Regions from separate parts of the Homo sapiens genome. Here region 2 is linked to region 1. Evidence: chromatin loops called from intact Hi-C (ENCODE). Cell type or tissue: Caco-2. All regions are shown on one strand. Each heading gives the region's core, and the rest is flanking DNA. Links, peaks and the distances in the headings are about the cores only.

What was found. Hi-C counts contacts between places; a loop is a spot of excess contacts. Peaks named below come from ENCODE experiments on the same cell type or tissue, not always from the same donor. Only the 100,000 strongest peaks of a DNase experiment are listed, where the experiment ranks them.
Region 2: a loop joins it to region 1, with 7 times the contacts of the local background. A loop is called at or near these places in 1 of 110 quality-filtered maps.

Annotation. Positions count from the first base shown.
Region 1 is chr16:78,131,489-78,139,018 of GRCh38, forward strand. All of the region lies in intron 4 of WWOX (WW domain containing oxidoreductase), which reads left to right. Among named protein-coding and RNA genes, the nearest start is that of WWOX, 36 kb to the left of the region's middle. RefSeq lists enhancers at 3,380-3,549, 7,023-7,192. In Caco-2, for the core only: no CTCF peak of the experiment used is centred there; no DNase peak of the experiment used is centred there.
Region 2 is chr16:78,253,526-78,261,055 of GRCh38, forward strand. All of the region lies in intron 5 of WWOX (WW domain containing oxidoreductase), which reads left to right. Among named protein-coding and RNA genes, the nearest start is that of WWOX-AS1, 16 kb to the left of the region's middle. In Caco-2, for the core only: no CTCF peak of the experiment used is centred there; a DNase peak (open chromatin) is centred at 3,410.

The DNA of each region.
Region 1 (7,530 bases), core at 967-5,966:
ACAGGTGTGAGCCACCACATCTGGCGAAACTCTGGGTAGTTTCTAATTATTTCTGTATTTCTATTTGTATTTAAAAGTACAGGATACTAAAATGTTTTTTTTTTCTTTTTTGAGATGGAGTCTCACTCTGTCGCCCAGGATGGAGTGCAATGGCCCGATCTTGGCTCACTGCAACCTCCACGTCCCAGGTTCAAGCGATTCTCCTGCCTCAGCCTCCTGAGTAGCTGGGATTACAGGTGTGTGTGCCACCACGCCCAGCTATTTTTTTTGTATTTTTAGTAGAGATGGGGTTTCACCATGTTGGCCAGGACGGTGTTGAACTCCTGACCTCGTGATCCTCCTACGTCGGCCTCCCAAAGTGCTGGGATTACAGGCGTGAGCCACCGCGCCTGGCAAGGATTTTTTTTTTTTCATACTTGAGGAAACATCTAACAGCAAATATGTTCTTATAAGTTAAAAAGAACTTTTGCTATTTTGAATGACACTCTCATTAAGTCTTACTACTAGTCTCTGATTTTTCTTTTTTCTTTTTCTTTTTCTTTTTTTTTTTTTTTGAGACAGAGTCTCACTCTGTCGCCCAGGCTGGAGTGCAGTGGTGCTATCTTGGCTCACTGCAAGCTCCACCTCCCGGGTTCACGCCATTCTCCTGCCTCAGCCTCCCGAGTAGCTGGGACTACAGGTGCCCGCCACCACGCCCGGCTAATTTTTTTGTATTTTTTAGTAGAGACGGGGTTTCACCGTGTTAGCAAGGATGGTCTTGATCTCCTGACCTCGTGATCTGCCCACCTCAGCCTCCCAAAGTGCTGGGATTACAGGCGTGAGCCACCACGCCCGGCCTTGATTTTTCTTAACCTTTATTTCCAATTATGCATCTTCTGAGTAACTATAAAGAAAAGCAAAATCTACAGTAGGTATGGAGTGAGTGCAGAGTCACCATCAGCTTGAACAAATGTGTGTATCTGTGGTCAAGTTTAATTGCTTCTTCTGTAATTTATATTAATCACGCTTCCATTGCTTGCCTTTTGTTAATACGTATGCGGCCATGTGATGATTTTTTAAAAGGTCATCCAGTATCTTGATGTCCAGTCCATGCTTATAACCTGAGCAGTTTATGTACTCTTGAGATGGTATGTGCTAAAAATGAGTAGCTAGTCTGAGTGGCAGCCTTACCCATTTTATTTTGTGGGCAGATTTCTTTTACAGTTCTGGCTGGGTTTCTTTTAGTTGGCTTCTTTGCTTTGCTCCTGTTACGACTTAGCCCTGTAGCTCTGGGCTCTTCGATTCTCACGTGCTGATGGTGTAGCTGAGCTCTGCTAATGCTGGTTATTAATCTGACAATCTATACCAGGGAGGTTTTATAATTGCCATAATTCTTATTTGCTCCATTCCATTTCCCAGCTTCTCAAATGGGGTGGCAGCTGCAAAGCACAGTATTTGAACATGAAGTAGAGAATCGTCACTTCAGCTTATGATTTTACATTCTGTCAAGGCTGCAGGGAAAGCGGTCATGTTTCTGGATGGTATTTGGATCTACAAATTCCAAGCAAACTTTTTACTTCTTATTATGTAAAATGGAAGGGTTAGCCAAATTAAGATCTCACCATCAACCTTGAGGGAGTGACTTCTACATGCCGTGTATTACTGGTTATAAAGCTAGTCTTGTTTGGATTGAAGAATTTAATCATATTTAACTTTTCAAAGGATGCTTTTTAAAAAACCTTATCCGCGTGTTATGTTTAAACTGAGAAGTACCTGAAAGTGAAAATTTTATTTATTTTTACTTTTTTTGAAAGATGGAGTCTTGCACTGTCACCCAGGCTTGAGTGCAGTGGCTCAATCTCGGCTCAGTGCAAGGTCCACCTCCTGGGTAAAGGAGATTCTCCTGCTTCAGCTTCCCAACTAGCTGGGACAACAGGTGTGTGCCACCACGTCCAGCTAATTTTTGTATTTTTATTAGAGACGGGGTTTCACCATGTTGGCCAGGCTGGTCTTGAACTCCTAACCTCAAGTGATCTGCCCGCCTTGGCCTCCCAAAGTGCTGGGATTACAGGCTCACGCCACCATGCCTAGCTGATTTTTGTATTTTTAGTAGAGATGGGGTTTCACCATGTTGGCCAGGCTGGTCTGGAACTCCTGACCTCAGGTGATCCACCCGCCTCGGCCTCCCAAAGTAGTGGAATCACAGACATGAGCCACCATGCCTGGCCTGAAATAATTTCAAATTAACCCCTGAGGAACAAATGCTCATGACTTTCAATGAATAGAAAAATCAGACTGCTAGAACCTCCAGACTGCATGTCATGCGTAGAAGTAGAATCCTGGGGAAGCTAGCTCACAAAAGCAAGGGAGATACCTGCAAGGCTGAGCTGAGCTTGCAAGGGAAGAAAAATATTAGAGAGTTGTCACATTTAGAAATAAGTGATTCCAAATTTACAGTCAATGGACTGTAGATGCCTTCCATCTTCTTAAGAGATTTTGTGCCTCTTGCACAGGTATTATCCCTAAGATGTGTTTTCTTCAATGTACCTAGACTGTTTCCTTAAAGAATTGCTTTTGTATGGTACGGCTCTATGTGTCTGTGTTTCTCATGTTGGTTAGGAGAACTAACCCTTGTGACGAATAAGAAATGGCAAACATTGTTAATGTTGACTTTACTAGTTGCTCAAATATTAGCATTGGATTTTAGAGTCAACATGCTAGCAGGATGGCTTTATTTTAAAACCATGTGATAGAAAGCTATCTGCTATTATTGATAGCATTTCTGGATGGCTGTCAGAAGTCTTTCTTTAGAAATTTAACCATATTTTTAATGGTGGGCATTGCAGTCAACAATAGTACAGACTTTGCAAAGACTATTTTTTTTTTTGGGTGCAGTGAATACTTCGCAATGCCTGCTGAATTTTACCTATTCTGTAAGTCTTTTTGGGAACCGTTGAGCCCCTCTTCTCTTAGTTGCCTTTAGCCTTTGTTTTTATTATGACAATTGGTATGAAATTTTTCCTTTTCATTACTTCTTTTATTCAGAGCACACCTCTGGCTTATCTCTTCATTCTCTGTTTAGTTTCATATTTTACTTTAATTTCTGTACATCAATATCTGCCATTATAGTATTTAAGCTCTTGGAAACATCAGGCATTTGTTAACTTGTTGAGAAAATAAAGCACTCCACTGTTGTTATGAGCTGCTTATGGCAAGTGAAAAACTCACAATATTTGGCCAAACTTGGGATCATTTAGGTGTTGTTTGCAATTAATGGCAGGAGATATTTTCCTTGTTGTTAAGAGTATAACGTTGGTTTTAGAAAGCTTGATCTATGTTTTTCTCCATGTTAGATGTGAAAAGAACCAGGAGAGTGTGAGGATATTGGTAATATTGTCATATGGTGATCCCACTGTGGATAGATACGCAAGAGAGAAAATCCAGAAGAAAGCATTTCACTGAAGCCTGGGGACATTTCTGGTGACAAATGGTGCTGATGGCACAGTGAGAACGGGAGAGGGCAGAAGCAATGCACAGATAGAAAGGGTGTCACCTGCGCATTGAAAAATCCCAGTGCCATAACAATGCAGTCCCTGCAATACAGACAAACCTGACTCCCACCATTCCTGTAAATGAAGATGGGGCCTTGCTGAGAAATAGAGGATGCAGATTCCACCCTCAGGCTTCCCGTCTTGGGATGCAGAGAAAACTCACCCACGTGCAACAACTCAAGAGTCGTTATTTACCTAGCAAAGTGTTCACATGACAGTGTTTGAAATGTACCACGTGCCTTTTCATGTTTAGTTTAGAGCTTGACACTAGAGCTCTACTGTGGTTTACCAAGTGTGAGGGACTATTTCTTTCTGAGAAGGAGGGGAAGCTTTAGTTTCCTTGAATGTCTAATAGAGTCTGAGTTTCCTTTTAGAAGCATAAAAGACGTACAGTAGGCAGAATCTGGATTTTTAACTATACAGTTGCTGAAGTTATCTTCAATTCAAATCTTCTAAATTCAATTTTGTTAATGTTGTTTAGATATTATTATAGAAGCCAGCTTTACTGACTTCTGCACATTTAATCATAGGAGATTCTTCCATTCTGTGAACTTAGATTTCTTTTTTCTATCCATGACATTTATCTAAATCAGGCTTTCTTTTCTTTCTACTAAATTTTTCAATTACCAATAGGCTATGAGAATAATTAGACTGACAGTATTACTGAAAAAAAAACAAAACAACAACAACAAACAACAAAAAAAACACCTTCCACTAAAACTGACTCAAAAAGATAATAGCAGGGAAAATGACATGTCGATCTGTGATTCCTTTTTTACTTGTCAGTCCTTTTGGGAGTTGAACATATAAGCACATGTACCTCTATGTGACTTTTGAGACGTCTAGAATAGAGAATTCACCTTTGTAGCTGGAATTTATTCAGCATGCAAATGTGGGTGGGTGATTGTTTTATAGATGCCTGGTGTTGAATGATGGGCAGTTGTGATAACTATATATAAAATTATATTAAAGTCCAAGAGGTGCTTTTATGAGGCAGGCTGGAAATGGCATCCGATTTTCTTATGGCTTTTTCATGTCCATTTTGATGAATCTATTTATTACTTCTATAATGAGTAGTACACATGGTTGGTTAGCCAAGTTATTGAACTTTATCAACCTTGGCTGAAATTCACAATGCGTGCCAAACTTGTTGTAACATGTAAGAAATTACATCTGGGCTAAAAGGTTCAATAATGATTACTCTTATAATGGAATCTTCTACAAAGCAAGGGATTTCATGATATCCCTATGCTTTTAAAAAATTATTGTGATACAGTGAAACAAGGAAGAACGTGTAGCTGGAAAAATAGTATTTGCTTGTAATATACATTCAGATTCATAACAGGCTTATTTGATTCCCAGGACAGGGTGAGCAAAGGATGCTGTTTCCTGGGTGTCTGCTTTGGTGTTCATTGAGTCATGTCTCTCTCTTTAGACCTTACTGGATCTAGTCTTCATCATGGGGCCTGTGAGCTCTTTCAAATCTAGAGGACAAAACCTAATAAAGTGCTGTCATATCACATCTGTTTATGAGTTTCAAACTGAAATGAAATGTGTAGCCGTGTTATTCTTAAATTACAGAGACTTGAGGAACGTAGAGCTTTTTACTCTCACTAGAGAAATCTAAGCACAGGTTGGTTCGTTAACCTGTAAAGAGATGTTTGGGTTTTAAGAGGTCTATCAAATAACACAGTTTCCCTTTCCCAAGTTACTACCTAACTGAGCAGTAAGACCACCCATTAGGCAAATGGAAGACCAAAACATCACCTGAGTCATTCATGAAGCTGATACTGGAGAATATGTATAGCTGTGTGAGCTGGTGGGCTTTCTAATCCTGACCACCACAATTAGACAGGGTAATGGGTCAGTGCTAGGTCAGGCCAGACCTTCGCAGAGGGCAGACCCCATTCATGCAGCATGTTCAAGACAGTGCAGGAGAGCAGGGTGTGTGCTCTCTGTAAGAGGAGAGGAGAGGCAGAGCTGCGTGTGCCCGGTTCTCAATCCTGGAATTACCATTCACATACCATTCACAACATAAGTTGGATCAGCTCCCTTGAGCAGGAATAAGTGAGTGGCAGAGGGGGTCAGGGATGTTAACGCAAATGGAGATCCCTTCACCCAGAAAGACACATCTGAAATGGAGAAGATGCCTTTTTCCTCCTGCAACCAATAAGAGAGTGATGAAAATTATGACGCCTTGGGAAATAAGACTGCAACGTAAATGTGTGTCCACCCCCTAGTTTTCTTTTGGATTGTGAATCCTCACCCTCCGATAACTAGACGTGCTGTTTTGACGTCTATGCTTTCCAGCTTGCCAATTCTGGGGCCTGGCACAGTATCTTTCACCCCGGAGTCTCAGTTTCCTCATCTGTAAAATGGGAACCATGACGTCAGCATCACAGAGTTGTGAGAATTCGACAAGGTGGAATGAAAGCAACTAGTGTGGTGTCTGACCGCTTGTGTTAGTCCATGAGGAATTTCCTTACGTATTGTTTTGTGTCTAGGACCAAGTTCTTATTTTCTTCTTATGGATGACTTCATATATATGCCGCCACAGAGGGAATTACCGTTTTTCTTTGTAGGTAAAAAGGAGCTGGGTTAAGATGCACCGTCATATGAAACAGGGAAAAAGGGTTTGCTTGGGTTTTAGATTCCTGAAACAGTCTGCTGAGGGATTCTAAAGTTGTTGTGGTCTCTGTTCCACTTTGGGAGTTTGATAAAAATTGGCCTGTTTTATTTGACAGCTCTTAGGTAGTGTGCAAAATTGTCAACAGATAATAAAAGTTTTTTGCAAAGCTATGGCTCTATGTGCTGTACTTGAGCAGTATCCATACTCTTAATAGAATTGATATATGAAAGCAGGTCTTTTTCCTTATCCGTTTAGACCTAAATCTTATCCATAGTGTGTGGATATCACAAACAGCACAAGAGGAAGTGAAAGGAACAGAGTGGGTGAGCAAACCATTGTTCAAAGGAAACAGAACCTCGCTCAAGGAAAATGAGAATTCTTCTGATCAGCTTCTATAATGGATGCAATGAGGAAAGTTGTCTAGCAGACTGTTCTTGGCCAACTGTCTAAATGGCTCGCTGCATCCTCTTCACGAGAGCTGATGGTAGGACTGTAGAAGAGTCACAAAACATCACATGACAACGCCAGTCCCTCTGATAATCCTGCAAGAGCCAGCCCAGTTTTGCTGACAGCACAGTCTGCTGTTTAATTATTGTGTGTTCAATGACTTACCTCTTTTTAGTTTAATTAAAATTATTTCTCAGATTAAGAGCCATGCTATGATGCTTGCCAACGGATATTTAAAACATGTAACTGATTTGTTTTTTATAATGCTTCAGGAGAACTCAGTTGAGCAGTAAAGATGTGCTCGTGATGTGGTTAGCTCAGAATAAGGATGTGAAAACCAAAAGGGAAAGGAGGACAGGAGTGAATCTGGCACTTATCTTTCAGTGGGGCCTGAGTGCAAATTCTTCCTACCTTCCATATGAGAGAATAGGGAAAATTAAAGAATAAATGTCTCTGGGTTTAATGCAACTTTACTAAGGAATGAAAGTCCGATAAGAATCCATATCTTTTGAAAGAAGATTTTTTAAATTCCTTATTTTTCCTTTCTGCATGGTCATAAAACACACTGGGGACAGCCCACCCTGAGAAGTCACCAGGCATCTGCCTGCCTTCAGTAGCAATCACCCAACTGCTGTAGACCGTAATCAAGCTTTCAAGAACCACGTGCAGCACGCTGCGGGAGAGTCCCAGCGAAGTGCTTAATGCGCCACTCCACGGATGTGAGTGGGGAGCAAGTGCTCAAAATGGGGCTTCTGAATTGCAATCATCATTTGGCATCTCTATTACCTACAGCTGCTCAAAGATGTTCCCCCCATGCAACTGTTTCTTGCAACTCCTAACATTTGCAACGAGGCCTCTGATGCAGACAACCCGTTTATACCTCTGGGTGGTTGAAACCTTCATGGTTTGTTGTAAAGAAAGGTA
Region 2 (7,530 bases), core at 1,269-6,268, 120 kb after region 1:
GTTCCAGTATCTGCAGAAGTGTCACACTTTTGTGCTTTGACCGTCTTCTCATGACCCATGAATGCCATGATTTCACAAACCTGTTCAAACAGTATTGGTTTAATGGTTGATTCAAATGGGTGTTCCAAAGATATCGTAAATATATTTAGGATATTAGAAATAAGATATTTAACTTTACTAACATAAACCTTCAATTTAGTTTTAAAGAGTCTTAGAGCAGCATAAACAACATGACTTTCAACTAAAATGGAATTTACTAAATAAAACCCAAGAGATTAATTGTAGGAGCTATGTCCTGGTGACTTGGGAAAGAAAAATGTAAGGTGGTAAGCTTACGTACATGCTTTCGGCATACACTTCCCACCTCCAGCCTCGCATTCCCCTGGTACAACTCAACAGGCATTTCATTTTGCCTTACAAATTGAGTGCAACCGGGAAGCTCATCGCATAGCTGCTTACTCAGAAAATCTGGTGTAGTGGCTTAGCTAGCATAACTTTTGAGAGGTCTCTGTGTGATGGTCTTTTTTAATGTCTTTCGTGAAGAATTCTTCTTTTTTTTTTCTGAGACAATGAGTTGTTCTGTCACTCAGGCTAGAGTGCAGTGGCGTGATCATGGCTCACTGCAGTCTTAACCTCCCAGGCTCAAGCGATCCTCCTGCCTGGTAGGTGGGACTACAGGTATTCACCACCAAGCTCGGCTAAATTTTTTTTGAAACTATTTGTAGAGATTGGTGGCAGGGTTGGAGGGCAGGTCTCATTATGTTGCCAGGGCTAGTCTCGAACTCCTGGGCTCAAGCAATCCTCCCACCTCGGCCTCCCAAAATGTTGGGATTACAGGTGTGAGCCACCACACCCAGCTGAATTCTTCTCTTGATCATTAATCCCCACCCCACCCCACCCCAGAAAATCCATGTTATCTTTTTGCTTAGAGGTTCACCACCTCTGTTCCATCACTTTTCTTTTTCTTTTCTTTCTTGTTTTTTTTTTTTTTTTTGTTTGACACAGGGCCTCACTCTGTGGCCCAGGCTAGTATGCAATGGAGCAATCTCAGCTCACTGCAACCTCTACCTCCCAGGCTCAAGTGATCCTCCCACCTCAGCCTCCCAAGTAGCTGGGACCACAGCCTCCTGAGCACCCGGGTGCATGCCACTGCCACCATGCCTGGCTAATTTTTATATTTTTTGGTAGAGATGGGGTTTCACTCTGTTGCCCAGGCTGGTCTCGAACTCGCAAGTTCAAGCGATCTGCCTGCCTCATCTTCCCAAAGTGCTCGGATTACAGGTGTGAACCACCACATCTGGCCAACTTCCCTTTCTAAGAGCCCTCTTGGGGCTCTGATATGCACCTCTCATACCTCAGCCCCAGTCAGGGTTGTTGAAAACCCACTGTCTGCCCAGAGGCTGGGAGCACATCTTGGTCTGCCTGGTATGGAGGGCTGGGAGGAGGATTGCAGGAACTGCTTAAGAGGCCTCACTTTGCAAGAGCAGTTCAGGATGTGTTTCCAGCACAGTTTCCAACATGTGCCACCCATGGCTTCCCCTTTCATGTTCCTGGCCTTTATGCTAAGTTCTCACATTGTTATTTTTACAAGTCTTTTCCAAGGCCTCTGATTTTCTAGACCATTTAATGTTTGCCATAACCCATAAGGGTATAACTGTCTTGGCACATTCAGATCCCCCGTCCCCCTGCTGTCCTTCTAGTCAGTTTCTGGCACACTATGTTTATGAGCTTACAGAACAGCTCCTAGGTTTTCTTACTTCCAAAACAGTGGGCAAGAACAGCTACCTTTTAGAAGCAGGAAAAAGGAACATAATGAATAAACCTAAAGGATTTAAAAACTTGGAAGACACTAAGAAACTATATTGCCGAGAAAGAGAAATGTAAATTCCGCTGGATAAATTAGCGTTTGCGGTTACTTCTCTCTTTGTTGCTTAAGCAGAGGAGAAACAGAAGTCATAGCAAAGAGAGAGGTAGCTGCAAAAGCTAATTTATCCAAAAGAATTTACATTTTTCTCTCTTGGCACTATAGGGGGCATGTTTACTCTCCTGATGTCTTTTGGGGAAGGCGAGGCACAAAAGAAGGGCATCTTCTTCCTTCACACACACACCCCACTTAGGAAAATACGTACACTTGAGATGCCAGAGACACACCCAAGTAGAACACATCCCAAGAACAGTCAATAATAATAATACCCATCATTTATTGAACATCCACAATAGCCAGACATTTTTCTAGTTCTTATAAATCCATGTACTCCTCCCAGTAGCTTTATGAGGTCTTATTATTCTCATTTTATTGATGAAGAACTTAAAGTTCAAAGAAAGGAGTAAATCACGACCAGGCACAGTGGCTCGCGCCTGTAATCTCATAATCTCAGCACTTTGAGAGGCTGAGGTAGGTGGATCACAAGGTAAGGGGTTTGAGACCAGCCTGGCCAACATGGTGAAACCCCATCTCTATTAAAAATACATAAATTAGTCGGGCATGGTGGCATGTGCCTGTAGTCCCAGCTGCTCAGGAGGCTGAGGCAGGAGAATCACTCGAACCCGGGAGGCAGAGGTTGCAGTGAGCCTAGACTGCACCATTGTACTCCATCCTGGGCGACAGAGCAAGACTCCATCTCAAAAAAAAAAAAAAAAAAAAAAAAAGTAACTCATTCAAGGCTACACATTTACTCCATGAAGTGAGCACACTTCAGACTTCCAGTCTTGTGTGGCCTGTCTACCACACCATGAGACTTCATGTCTCTCCTAAATGAGGAGAACCAAAGCTGGAAATTGTCACCCCCTGTCAGCCCACAGCACTGGTTTCTAAACCTACTGGCCTCTACCGCTTCACTTCTCACTGTAATCTCTCTGACCCTACCTTCCAGCTTCTCTTGAGAACTTGACTCTTAAATTCATTGGTGAGAAAGGAAATTTTTGCTCCAATAAACTGGGTAGCTCAGTCCAGGAGAGAAATGTACTGGACTCAGACTTGGAGGACAGAGCTTTGTGACCCTCCTAGGCAATGTAATGACCCTCTCCTGGCCTCAATTAACTGAGGCCAGGAGAGGGTCATTAGCAAACTGTCCTTTGCTAAATGGGACTAATGGGAAGAATAGTGTCTGCCAAATAAGGTGGTTGAAGGATTGGATGAGACTGACATTTCATTTGCATTTAGTGAATACTTGTTGAATGACTGAATGAATGGTTGATGTACAGAAACATGAACAGAGAGTAGAGCAGAACATTGGTGAATGGTAGTAGATTGCCTCAGACGCCCCCCTTTAGAATCACACAAGCTGTCATCTGTGATTGCATACCTGTAGAAGTCTCTATCATTTCGTAGTCTATGTAAATGTTGACCAACTGAGTTGTTCAGTGTACAGACTGAACAACCATACAGGGAATCCCTAATCTCCTGCACTGTGAGTCAAAGAGTCAGACAGGTCTAGATGCATTTGCTTCAGGTGAGGCCAAGGCAGTCTACTCTTAATGGCACATTAGGCTTTGGACTTGAGGCCGTGTCTTTTACATTTCGCAGCAATCAGAAGGAATGGGGTCGCCCCATGAACTTCTTAACCACATACAGGCTCGTGGCGTGGGGTCTTCATCTGGCTACTAGATTGTTTAAAGAAGGATTTTTGTGATTCTTCTAGGCTGACACATTGCCTGTCATCTGTTGTTTTTCTAATCTTCTAGTAAACATTTGGAAAGTGAAGGTTTAGGCATGTATGTTTCTCTTATGTAGGAAGGGGAAATAAGGCCATGAGATTGCATGAGTTTTCTTTCCAAGTTTGTGCAGATCTGCACAATGATTGAAATATTTGCAACCTGTAGAGCAGCAGGGTATTTATTTGGCAGCAAACAGTATTGATGGATTCGGGGAATGCCATTTGACAGTTACAGGCTCCCGTGAGGCGGTGCAGGCTCCTCCGAGCCAGGGATGGAGCTGGGGATTGAGTGACACAAGACTCTTTGGGTATGTCTCAAACAATATAAATCACCAGCAAAATCTCACTCCTACAAGGAGAACCTGCAGGGAGCTCCGTGGGAGGCACTGCTGTTTACTCTCCTCATTCCCCACTGCAACCACGCAATTAAAACCAAGGAATGGAATCTGATGTCTACCGCAGCGGTTTTTTCCATCTCCATTCCTTCTGCATTGGGAGGCTTAAAAAAAAGAAAAATTAGATCCCAGATTCTTTATTCTTTTGGAAGGATTTGAAACGATTATCACTCATGCTCTGCTGCTTTGAATGGAAAAGTGATTTGATAACTTTCAAAACTCTTAGCCTTCTAAGACTTAGATTCTGGTACTATCTCATTTATGTGACGTGGGACAAATAGCCACTCTCTTGCATAGGATTTTCTTTTCTTTCTAGAAACAGGAACTGAGTATGTTTCCAATATTTTTTTATTTCTCCTAAAAAAATCAGAGACTATATATATAAAATCTCACAAACTTTGTTTCCCAGAAAAACAACTATATTTAAATGCAGCTCATACTGTATGTAAGTATGATGTAGGAAAATCTGTTAATTGTGTGACAATTATGACTTCTGAGCTGCTCATTTATTAAAATATTCTCCCTATAATTAAAAATATTTTATTTCGGAGACATGGCTCCATTAATTGCACATTTCCTAATGAAGTTTGAAGGAAGATTTAAAAATCATATTAGCCACTTGTACAAAAACAAACCAGTCATATCATAGCATTAATAACAAAAAAATTCCACTGTTTATTTAACGTACCAGCAAATTCTACCGTATATTGTTTGCTCTCCGTTTGGTGGGACTAAAAAGGGATTTAAAAATAGGCTATATACACTGAATGTAGTTTCACTGGAAGATTTAATGCCAACATGTTCTTTTTTGGTATTAACATATTGCATTGGTGTGAAAACTAAAATGCCTTCAGCGATGATCTTTTCCTTTGGAAAACTAGATTCCCACTCGGATGCTACGAGGGGTAATCTGTGCTAAGTTTATGGTGTGTCTGCCAGGGCTCTGCTTTAAAAAACAAAACAAACCCTTTTGGAGGCCTTGACAGTTCCATGGAATTCCTAGGAACAGCCTAGAAGGTGAATGATGCAGCCCAGTTGTTTTTATTCTGAGTTTGGCAAAAATGATAGAGAAGAAAATGTACTTTTATGTGTTCGTTCGACAGTTAAAGAGTATTCCAGATTCCTCCCTCCAAAAAAAAAAAAAAAAAAAAAAAAAAGGGCATATTCCCTAGCCAAGGCCCACATGGCTTTTCTTTACTTTAAGTACTCCTCATATTATCTTGACCTTAAAGTTTACAGGGTAAAAGAAACATTTATGGAACAGTTAAGACCAGTTAGAACATAACGACTTGCCTCATTATCACACTCCACAAATCTCCACTTTACAGAGTTCACTTCCCTGCCTGCTTTAAACATGTGTTTGGCCTGCAAACAGTGTTACTAGTGCTCGCATATGGAAACAGAGAACTTCTCATTCCTTACCTCAGACGTGCCAAAAATAAGAATCTTTAAGAACTCATAAAGTAATTTAGCACCACGTTAATAAAAGAAGCACCATTTTGAATTAGTTCTGTAAGTATGTGTTTGAGTTAGAAATAGAGTTTTAAAAAACTGTCTGTTCATATAGTTCATCTGCTTAATAAGTAAGCAGCTCTTTCAAATCACCAAGCTCAAATAAAACAAACAAATAATGGGACAATTGGCAAAACTCTAAAAAGTGATACAAAAGACCAAGGGATATTTGAAAAATGTTTAAAGTTATTAGCAGAGAAGACACAATTTAGAAGAGAGACTGTATTCCATTTTATTTTTATTTATATTTATTTTTGAGACAGAGTCTTGCTCTGTCACCCAGGTTGGAGTGCAGTGGCACAATCTCGGCTGACTGCAACCTCTGCCTCCCGGGTTCAAGCAATTCTCCTGCCTCAGTCTGCCGACTAGCTGGGACTACAGGCACACGCCACTATGCCCAGCTAATTTTTGTAGAGATGGAGTTTCACCATGTTGGCCAGGCTGGTTTTGAACTCCTGGGCTCAAGTGATCCACCCACCTTGGCTTCCCAAAGTGCTGGGATTACAGGCATGAGCCACCATGTTCGACCCCATTTTTATAAATGTAAAATTAACTTAGGTTTAAACTATTAATACACAAGGTTGAGAAGTATAGAAGTGGGCATTCTAATATACTGTGGATGGGAAGAACAATTGATTTTCATAGTTCTGAGATATAATTTGGAGATCTCTATCAAAAGTTTTATAAACTTTTTTTTTACCTAGGAATTTCATATCTAGAAAAATATTGTAAAGGAATATTTAAAGATATATCCACAAATTTATGTACAGTGATGTTTATGCTTATATTATTTATAGACTTTTAAAAAACTTAAAATATTTAACAATTGAGTTATTTTATGATGATCTAAACTGCATAGGATAAAATCCTATGCAGTTTACAGAAATGTAAACTAAGTGCTTCGTTAAATGAATCCTAGATCCCGTGCCTTCTGACTGGGTGAGACCTCCCAGCAGGCGTTGCCAGAGAACTTACACAGGAGCGTTTCTGCTGGAATCAGCTCGATGCCTCTTGAGGACAGAGACTCCCAGAGGAAGGAGCAGGCAGCCATCCTTGCTGTGCTGCAGCCTCCACAGGTGACACCTCCTGGTGTGGGAGGGACCCAGGTGAACAGGGTCTGGAGTAGACCCCCAGCAAACTACAGCAGTGTTACTGGGAAGAGGGGCCTGATTGTTAAAAGAGAAACAAACAGAAAACAACAACATCACTAACAAACAAGTTCCCACAAAGACCCCATCCAAAGGTCAGCAGCCTGAAAGATCGAAGCCAGATAAATTCACAAAAATGTAAGGCTCATTTACATTACAGGCTCAGGCCTGTAATCCCAGCACTTTGGGAGGCCAAGGCGGGCAGATCACTTGAGGCCAGGAGTTTGAGACCAGCCTGGCCAACATGGTAAAACCCTGTCTCCACTAAAAATACAAAAGAAATTAGCTGGGCATGGTGGCAGGTGCCTGTAATCCCACCTACTTGGGAGGCTGAGGCAGGAGAATCACTTGAACCTGGGAGGTGGAGGTTGCAGTGAGCCGAGATTGCACCACTGCACTCCAGCCTGGGTGACAAAGCTATACTCCATCTAAAAAAAAAAATTAGTTATCTCTGCCCTTTGGGAGGCTGAGGCAGGTGGATCACTTGAGGTCAGGAGTTTGAACCTAGCCTGGGCAACATGGTGAAACCCCGTCTGTACCAAACATACAAAAATTAGCTGGGTGTGGTGGCGTGCCTGTAATCCCAGCTATTGGGGAGGCTGAGGCAGGAGAATCACTCGAACCCGGGAGGTGGAGGTTGCAGTGAGCCGAGATCACACCACTGCACTCCAGCTTGGGAAACAGAGTAAGACTCCATCTCAAAAAAAAAAAAAAAAAAAAGTTATTGATTAAAATTTAAATATAAATTACAAGTAATAATGAAAGTATGAAATTTTTATTGATTCATAAATATTTGGTTTTAATCAAATATGATGTGAA